2 separate regions of the Mus musculus genome follow, and region 2 is linked to region 1. Evidence: chromatin contacts called from ENCODE Hi-C or POLR2A ChIA-PET data. All regions are on one chromosome and are shown on one strand. The core of a region is the stretch at or near the end of the contact, and the rest is flanking DNA. Distances in the headings are between cores, read along the strand shown.

Region 1 (4,040 bases), core at 561-3,060:
TGTGTTTATGCTATCAGCTTCACCCACTGACCCATCCATGACCCTTTGGGAGCTGTTTCTAGAATTTCTACCTTTCCTCTCCTTGGAGCAGGAGTGCACAGCAGACTGACAGCATTCCTGCTTTCAAGTCCTTGGTTACATACTGACAAGAGAAATTGCTGGGCCTTGTGGTAGCTCTGGCTTTTCCATAAAGGTTTCTGTAGCAACTACGTCATTTTGCATTCCTACCAGCAATGTGAAAAGGTTCCAGATTCTCCACATACTTGCCAACACTTTTTCCATTTTTCCATTTTTGTGCTTTTTTTTTTTTTCTGTACTTGCAACCTTAGTGTGAAGTGTTTTGTGAATTTGGTTTTTTTTTTTTCCCCTCTGTTGATTGGCCACAATGAGTATCTTGTTGGCTGTATGGGTCTTAGCTACTTAGTCTTTAAAAACATTTAAGTCCTTTGCCTATAATTAAATTAGGGATTTCATTGTTGAGTTTTAGTTCTTTATGTAATCTGGACACTAGGTATCTATTTTTTGGCTACAAGTGATTTATCACTTGTTGAAACATTGTTACCTTTTAAATGTAGAAAACTCAAAAGAGGGCCGAGCTTGGTGGCTCAAGCCTTTAATCCCAGCACTCCGGAGGCAGAGGCAGGCAGATTTCTGAGTTCGAGGCCAGCCTGGTCTACAAAGTGAGTTCCAGGACAGTCAGGGCTATATAGAGAAACCCTGTCTCGAAAAAACAAACAACAAAAACAAACAAAAAACAATAACAAAAACAAAAGAGAGAAAGAAAGAAAGAAAGGAAAACTCAAAAGAGATGGAAACAAGACGGCCTATGAGAGTTAAATAACAAAGGGGTTTCCCATCTAGGGCTGTGTGGGGCCACAAATAGGGCTATGGTCAGACCCTCACAGCAACACCAGCCACAAAAAGACAAAGGGCAAGGTAGTACTGTATAGTATTGTCCCTATTTCTGTTTCAAATATACATAGAATTATAAAAATAGAAACGTCAAAATGTTAACACTAGTGATCTTAAATAATCAGAGTGTTTATTTGTTTTTGTTGTTGTTTTTTGTGTTGTTGTTGTTGGTGTTTTTGAGATATAGCCCTGACTGTCCTGGAACTTGCTCTGTAGTCCAGGCTGGTCTCAAGAGCAGAGATTCACCTGCCTCTACCTCCCAAGTGCTGGGATTAAAGGAGTGTGCCACTACCTGGCATATTGATCAGGTTTTTAAAAATTCTTGTCAACTTTCTAAATTTTCTCCAGTAACGTATGATTTTTGAGTTGGAAAATTATAAAGTTTTTGTTTGTTTGTTTGTTTGATACTAGAATGGAAGCCAAGGTCTCCTGTCTGCTAGGAAAGGACTCTACCAACTGAGGTACACCCTTAGATCAAGAACTGGGTATTTTTAAGGTATTCTCAAGTGTTACTGCAATTTTGCAAGACTCTTTACATCACGTACACAGCCTCAAAAAAGGAAAAATCTCACGAGGAGCTTGAGGGTTACCCGTTTTCTTCCTCCTTGCCAAGATTTACAAACTCCAAGGGCAGGAAAGCTTTCAGAACAGAAAAGTCTGACTAAAACGAAAATCTGATTCAAGTGAAATGCAGCCCTAAGGTTCACAGTGACAGGCTGAGAGCCCGCCCTGAGTCTGCGCAAACTCATTTAGGCCGCGCGCAGAGGCTCCGCCTCCCGCCTGCCCGCACTAAGGTTGGGCGTGCCCGGCGCCAGGTCCCGCCCACATACCTAGGCCCCGCCCCACACGCAGGCCTCGCCCCGGAGCCGCAGCCTGCTAGGCCGTAAATTTGCATTCAGAGCTGGCCGACCCAGGGCCCGCCCACTCTGTGCTTCACTCCGCCCGCACCGCCCGCGACCCCGGAAGTCGGAGATGGTGGCCCAGTGGCTCCACCTCCAGCTGGGCAAGGCTCCGCCTCTAGACAGGGCCCCGCCTCTCAGCTGCGAACCGCGGCCTCCAAGTATGCCGCACCCTGGACTTCATTTCCGGCGCAGGCTACTTAGAAGTCACGCCCCCAGACTCGAGAGGCCCCGCCCTACGTCTACCGCGAGTCTGCTTCCGGGGTGGAGCGTGAGAGTTGTGTGTTATTTTAAGGGCTGTGGGCGCCGTGGGCGCACTTCTGCCTTTTCTGCTCCCTCTGTACCCCCTCAAGGTGTGAGCGTGGAGCTTTCTAGGTCCCTAGAGGGGGCAGGCCACGGCACCGTCTTGGCGGCGGAGTCCTGGCACCGGGAACCCGAGGCCCCTCCTACTTTAGACTGTAGCCTCCCTCTGTACCAGGAGCGACGTGGCCCTGCCGGGTGCTCAGCCCTATCCAAGAAATGCAGAGCCCAGGCTAGCCCCGCAGTGTGAACGCCCCTTTTGGAGGTCTGCAGGCCCAGAGACGAGAGCGCCTATTTGTTGACAGCCACTTTTCAGGAAGGCCCGCACATGCTTCTGATGTGCTGTCGCAGGGCTCCTAGCCACTGTGGCCAGCACTGTCCCTCCACAGAGAGACAAGTCCTTCCACACCCTGGTTCTGATTCTCTGGTTTAATCTGTTCTGCTCAGCTGGAGCACATAGTTCCTTTCCGTGGTCACCTCTCGTCGCCAGCACTGCCCCGTTCATCATTCTTTATTCCTAGCCAGAAGACTTTAAGCATCCTGGAGGTGCCTGATGTCCCCACCCCAACTTGTTCACCGAGACCATCAAATAAAGGTTCTTTAACCTTTAATAATGGCTCATACAGAGGACCCACTGTGGCTTAAAACATCATGGGGTTGCTTAATCTACTAAATGTCCTGGCTTATCAACTCAGCACACTGGAGCATGTGGTTTCCCCTGGTGATGGCCAGCGTTGAGAAAGGGTGCTTATATCGCATTATCACCAGCATGGAAGAGATCAAACTCAAAATCCCAAGTAGTGTTTCTGCTGATGCCTGTCGCTTCTGCACCATTACAAGATCAACCCCCAAATGAAACATTGTAGATTGTGCATCATTTGTGCGCTGTCTTTCTTTGTACCGGAGTCAGGAGTGGGTTGCAGAAGATGGTCTCTATGATGCCTTTGAAGAACATGGAAAAGTAGGTGATTTCCAAGCATCTGGTTTGTTGGACCAAGCCTGCCAAGCCACTCTCAGGGACAGAATGTGTATGAAAGAGACCACCCAGTGTTCTCATATATAATTTTGAAGAAACCAGCCTTGTGCACTGAGAGTGCCTCTCTCTTCTGCACCTACTGCTCTCCTTGGGATAGCCTAAGGTATCTTATTGGTTCCATAGTGTCTTTCCAGGTCTTATGTGGTGGCTGTTGGCAGCAGTGGGTACCTAGCCCTGGGCTTGAGGTTCTACCTCATTTGTTTGCAATAGTCCAGATTTTCTAGACTGAAATGTGCCTCAGAGAGGCAGCCTTACAGTGCTTTGGTTTTTTGGTTTTTTTTTTTTTTCTTTCTCCATATTAGAAGACAAAGCTTGGGAACTGGATGGGCACCTCTATAAAAAGAAAACACATGGTTTCCAAGAGAATGGCCTCTCTGGTTTTTGTTTTGTTTTGTTTTGTTTTTTTCCCACCAATTGTGGACAGAGGCACACTTCAGCCCAATAATTTCAAGTGAGTCGAGGAATCTCAACTCAGAGACCAGTGCCCCCCTTTTTATGGGAAAAAAAAAGAATAAATGTGTCTTGGGTGTGGTCCAAGGAATAAGGACTCTTGGAGCTGAACAGGACTTAGTAGGAGGGTCTAGACTACTTTTGTGCTCAGAAAATCATTCTGGGTTCCACCTAAGCCAGTATAGGGTGAGTATTTACTCCTCAGGGCATGCTAGCCACAATGCAGAGAGGCCTCGCTGATTCAAAAGAGGCTTTCAGCTCCAAACCTCTAAAGAACTAAGGTTTCCCGGGAGTTCAGACTACTCTGAGGCCTCAGGCAAGCCCTTCATCTCCTTCTTTCCCTCACTCTCTTCCTCCGTCCCTTCCTTCCTTTCTTCCATCCTTTCTTTATTTCTTCCTTTCTTGTTAAAGATTTATATTATTTTAAATTTTGTGTGTGTCTG
Region 2 (4,040 bases), core at 813-3,312, 36 kb after region 1:
CCCCATTTGGTCATTCCTGAGCTTGCTCATTATTTTGGGAAAACCAGATTTGGCGTTTAGAAGGGCCTGGTGCTTGGAATACCAGTATCTCTGCAGTTAAGCTCAGTCCTAGAGCTTCTGTTCTTCTAGGGCCTCACTAGACCACAAGACTTCTTTAGTGTTTTCTGGCCTCACGGTTGAGGTTACCCCCTCCCCACCCCACCCCCCAGCCCCTACTGTGGCTACAGCAGAAGAGACTTGCTAGGGATCTGTGTGGTATCAGGAGACTGCCTAGCACAGGATCACCCTTTGCCACACTTCCTGATCGAGGCTGGGAACTCTCACAGTAAGGAGAATTGTAAAGGACCATACAGTGCCAGAAAAGATAGGTTTCACCAGCCCTGTGGCGAAGACTCGGCAGAGCCACTCTGGTATAACACTGAAGAGCCCCTGCCCTTCTGCCCCTGAGACTCTAGCCCTAGGACCTGGGTCCACAATACACTCTTCCACAGAAAAGAATGAAGCTCACTAGATGTGACTGTCTTCAGCTACTGGCAGTTGTAGAAAATGAAAGTTGATCAGGGCAGGATGTGTCCTGGATTTTTTCCCCCTCCCCCTAAACTGTATGTTCTGGGGTTGCCTGCACTGAAGTGGTGTGGCTGTTGTACAGGCCAGGGTCATGGTGGTCTACAGTACTTAGACTTTAACAGGTTTCTAGTAGTTAAAGGCCCTGACGGAGCCAGCAAGCCCAGGCTACCTTTATCTAGTATGTTCAGGTTCTCCCTCGTGGCAGTCCAATACAACGTGGAATGAAGTTTCCTGGGAAGCGGGACACACGAGGAACTTTTGAATTTACCAATGGCATAAAAAAATTATATTTTTTATTACAACGAGCAAGTTTCAATTGGTTGACAGAAATGGCGAGATATGACGTCAAAGGACACTGGTTAGAATGCCAAGGCCAGTGGGGAGGAGGAGGGGGGAGACAGGCACAGAGATTGTGGGATGGGCCCTGGAGGCCTTGTTCTCTCTGGCCCTGGTCGTCAACGGGCTATCATACACCTCCAGAACCAGCCAGGTCCAAGTGGCTGTGATCCAGAGCATGTCTGGACAGGAGGAGGGAATCCAAGTCTAGGGACCCTGTGTTCACATGTGTCTCTGAGAGCCTGAGGCCCAGGCTGGCCTGTGTTTGGAAAACGCTTGTGCGCGCCAGTGAAGCGATCTGAAAGACGCTGCGGCCTCCTTGGCATTCTAACCAATAACCAGGTCCTGGAGCCCAGCCGTCCCATTCCCCCTTTTAGGGGCCCGGGGTGGCCTGGAGCCAGCAGTGTCGCTGAAGGGCTGAGAGCAAAGCCATGGCCTTGAACTACCCTCGCAGCTCCCGTGCCCCAGTCCTAATAGCAGGAAGTTGTTTCCAGCGGGAAAGGAGCGAGCCTGGAGGTGGGCACCAGCTCTGGGCAACATGCCTCCGCGAATCCCATGCCTTCCCAGGCACCTTGCACGGCCCCTTTGCATGCTCAGTTCTGTGCATTACTTCCCATACCCATTCGAGAGGTTGTGTGCTCTCCCTGCCGTACCCCGCTGGGCACCGCGCCCCTTGCTCCGTTGGACTGGCTGGGTCGCCCATGCGCGCGCCCTTCCTGCGGGAAGCCACTGCCACTATCGGGCCCACAACGTTGTCTCAGTACGCTATCTAGAGCTCCGTGACCCTGGCGGCTGTCCTCTGCGCGTACCAGGCTGCGGGCGGGCAGAGGGGGATCCTGTAGACCGAGGGTCCCAATCGGCCCCGAGCGTGCACGCGCGTCCCGGTACTGCCCGCAATCATGGCAGCCAGAGCCTTGGAGCGCAGCCGCGGAGCGCGCCCGGGCAGCCGCCTCCGTGCCAAGGCGGCGCGGGTGGCGCGGGCAGCGCGGGCAGGGGACGCGCTCCTGCTCAGCCCTCCCCGCTGCGTTGGCCCCGGGGCTCTACCGGTGGGTCTCCGCGGTGCGGTGCCCAGTGGGGTGGGCGCGCGAAGGCGACGGGCGGGGCCGCGGGGCGGGCGCGCGCAAGCGGGGAGCGCCCGGGGCGGCGTGCCTGCGGGGGCGCGCACGCGGAGCTGCGGGGCCAGGCGCGGGGCCGGGGCGGCGAATCCGCAGCTCCCGCCGCCCTCCCAGCCCAAGCGCGCCCGTCTGGGTGGGGGCCGCCCGGGAGGGGCGGCGCCCGGACGCACGGGCCCGCAGCGGGCACAGCGGCCTCGTTGGTATTCCGGGCGCGTTCGCAACCCTGACCTCCCCGCGGAGCAGGGGTGCCCGGGTGCTCGGGCACGGCCGCCGCCACCGCCCCCGGGCGGTCTCCCCAGGACGCAGGGCGCGCGGGCGCCTCGCTTCCCTCGTCCCCTCCTCCCCGGTCCCCCGTGCCCCCTCCCCCGCCCCGATCCGGCGGCGAAGGGGTGGGCAGGGAAACGCGCTCTCTGGGACAGGTGCCAACTCCGAGACAAAAGACATAAAATAGGCGGCAACGGGGGAAGCGCGGCCAGCGCGCTCGGGCGGGGACCGCGGCGCCGCGGGGGCCGCATCCTCGGTGCGGGCCGGGGAAAGTTTGGGAAGTCGGTGCGGCCGCTCTGCAGCGGCGGGGGACGCGCGGCCCAGGCCGCCCTCCGAGCCGCGCTCGTCCTCTCCGCGCCGCTGCTGAATAATTCATGGCGCGCCCGCCGGCCATTAGCATGCACCGGGCGCGCGGCGCGTCTGTGCCAAGCCACCGCTGCATTCGGAGCCCGGGCAGCGCCAGACGAGTGGCCCGCTCCGTCCCGGTGCCCTCCGGCCGCCCCCGGTGGCTCTCACCGTGGCCACGCTCGCGCCCTGGGCCGCTGGGTCCCGAGCCCGCCCGACGGCCAGGCTCTGAGCGTCCGGGCCCGCTGCGCCCGCCTGGCCGCTCCGGGATGCACGTGAACTTGGAGAAAGTCACGGAGCACGCCGGCCCGGTCCTCCGCGGCAGGGCGTGGGCGCACGCGGGCCCGCACACTCTCGTTGGCGTCCGGGACAAAGGTCTCCAGTGGCGCCAGCCGTGGACGCGTGACTCGATCCTTCGGGCCACTCTTGCGTGGTGGGTCGTTGGATGTAAGACTGCAGAAGCCCGGAGAGCGGTGGGTCCCGGGTTTGGGGCCTCGCCGTAAGCTGGCCAGAGGCCGTCCCACCCTGCGAAGAGTTGCGGGAGCGGCTCCGCACTGCCCTCGGCTGTTTCTGCGCGCCCAGGAGCCCAACGCAAGTCACCCCGGACTCCAGCCAGCGGCCGCGGGCATGCCAGCGCAGCGCTAGCGGCGGCCAAGACGTGGTCTGGCAGGGCGGTGGACGTGTGCGCCGCGGGCATGATCAAGGTTGGAGAGGTAAGAGCCTTTTTCACTTTAGCTCCTTAGCATTTAAATATTTAATGGGCAGATTTCTAAGAGGGGTCCTACTGCAGGGATCTTTCAGAGTCGGGGACACATTCCAGGTAGGTTGCTCTCGAACCCAAAGCCAGGCAGCTTGCAGAGAACACCACACTGTCCTCCATCCGGAACTTGGGATTTGTGAAACACAGTTTCTGATCTCAGGTGTAGGGTCTGCTAGCCTTGTAGAGATTTTATCGAGCGTATAAAATATTATAGCAGACATTTTAAACAATAGAAAAGAGAAAACATCTGTTGGGGGGGGTGTTTGGAAATGTTGTTTGGAAGCCTAAGTCCTTTCTCAACAATTTGACCTGTTTTACTAAACCCTTTTTACTTTAAAAATATTTTTTGATGCTAGATGGACATTTTCAGAGAGCTTGTTTAGGGTGAACCTTCAGCATAGCAGCCGAAATCCAGAGTGCAGTGGAAGACCCTTGGGTGGGAAGTTCTCGTTTATGGGGCGGTTAAATAAAGCAAAGCAAAACCAAATAACAACAAAACCCAGTTCATAACCTCTTTAATAAATGCACCTTCTTATAGGTGGCTCACACAGCACAGCTAGCAGGCTTGAGGGGTTTGTGGGGACCAAAAAAAGGGGCAAAAGAATTTGTCTTTACAATAATTATAGGGGTTTTCAGGTAACACTGAAATTAAT

What was found. Hi-C counts contacts between places; a loop is a spot of excess contacts on that map. ChIA-PET counts read pairs that join two places held with the same protein, here RNA polymerase II (POLR2A).
Region 2: a loop to region 1 is called in a map of left cerebral cortex, with 6 times the contacts of the local background. The contact joins the enhancer-like site here to the promoter of D130051D11Rik in region 1. A Hi-C loop is called at or near these places in 5 of 37 maps with a recorded cell type or tissue (heart and left cerebral cortex). POLR2A ChIA-PET finds 5 or more read pairs at or near these places in 3 of 5 experiments (Patski and embryonic stem cell).

The regions. Positions count from the first base shown.
Region 1 is chr15:85,632,786-85,636,825 of GRCm38, forward strand. It overlaps D130051D11Rik (a long non-coding RNA gene), which reads left to right and starts at 1,811. Exons shown (of 2, transcript XR_003951642.1): 1 at 1,811-3,250.
Region 2 is chr15:85,668,782-85,672,821 of GRCm38, forward strand. No RefSeq gene overlaps it. Among named protein-coding and RNA genes, the nearest start is that of Lncppara, 33 kb to the right of the region's middle. Within about 2 kb of position 2,063, at least 3 of the 3 ENCODE cell types and tissues checked have a DNase peak (open chromatin) inside an H3K27ac peak, as active enhancers do; they include heart and left cerebral cortex, where a contact is called at or near this core.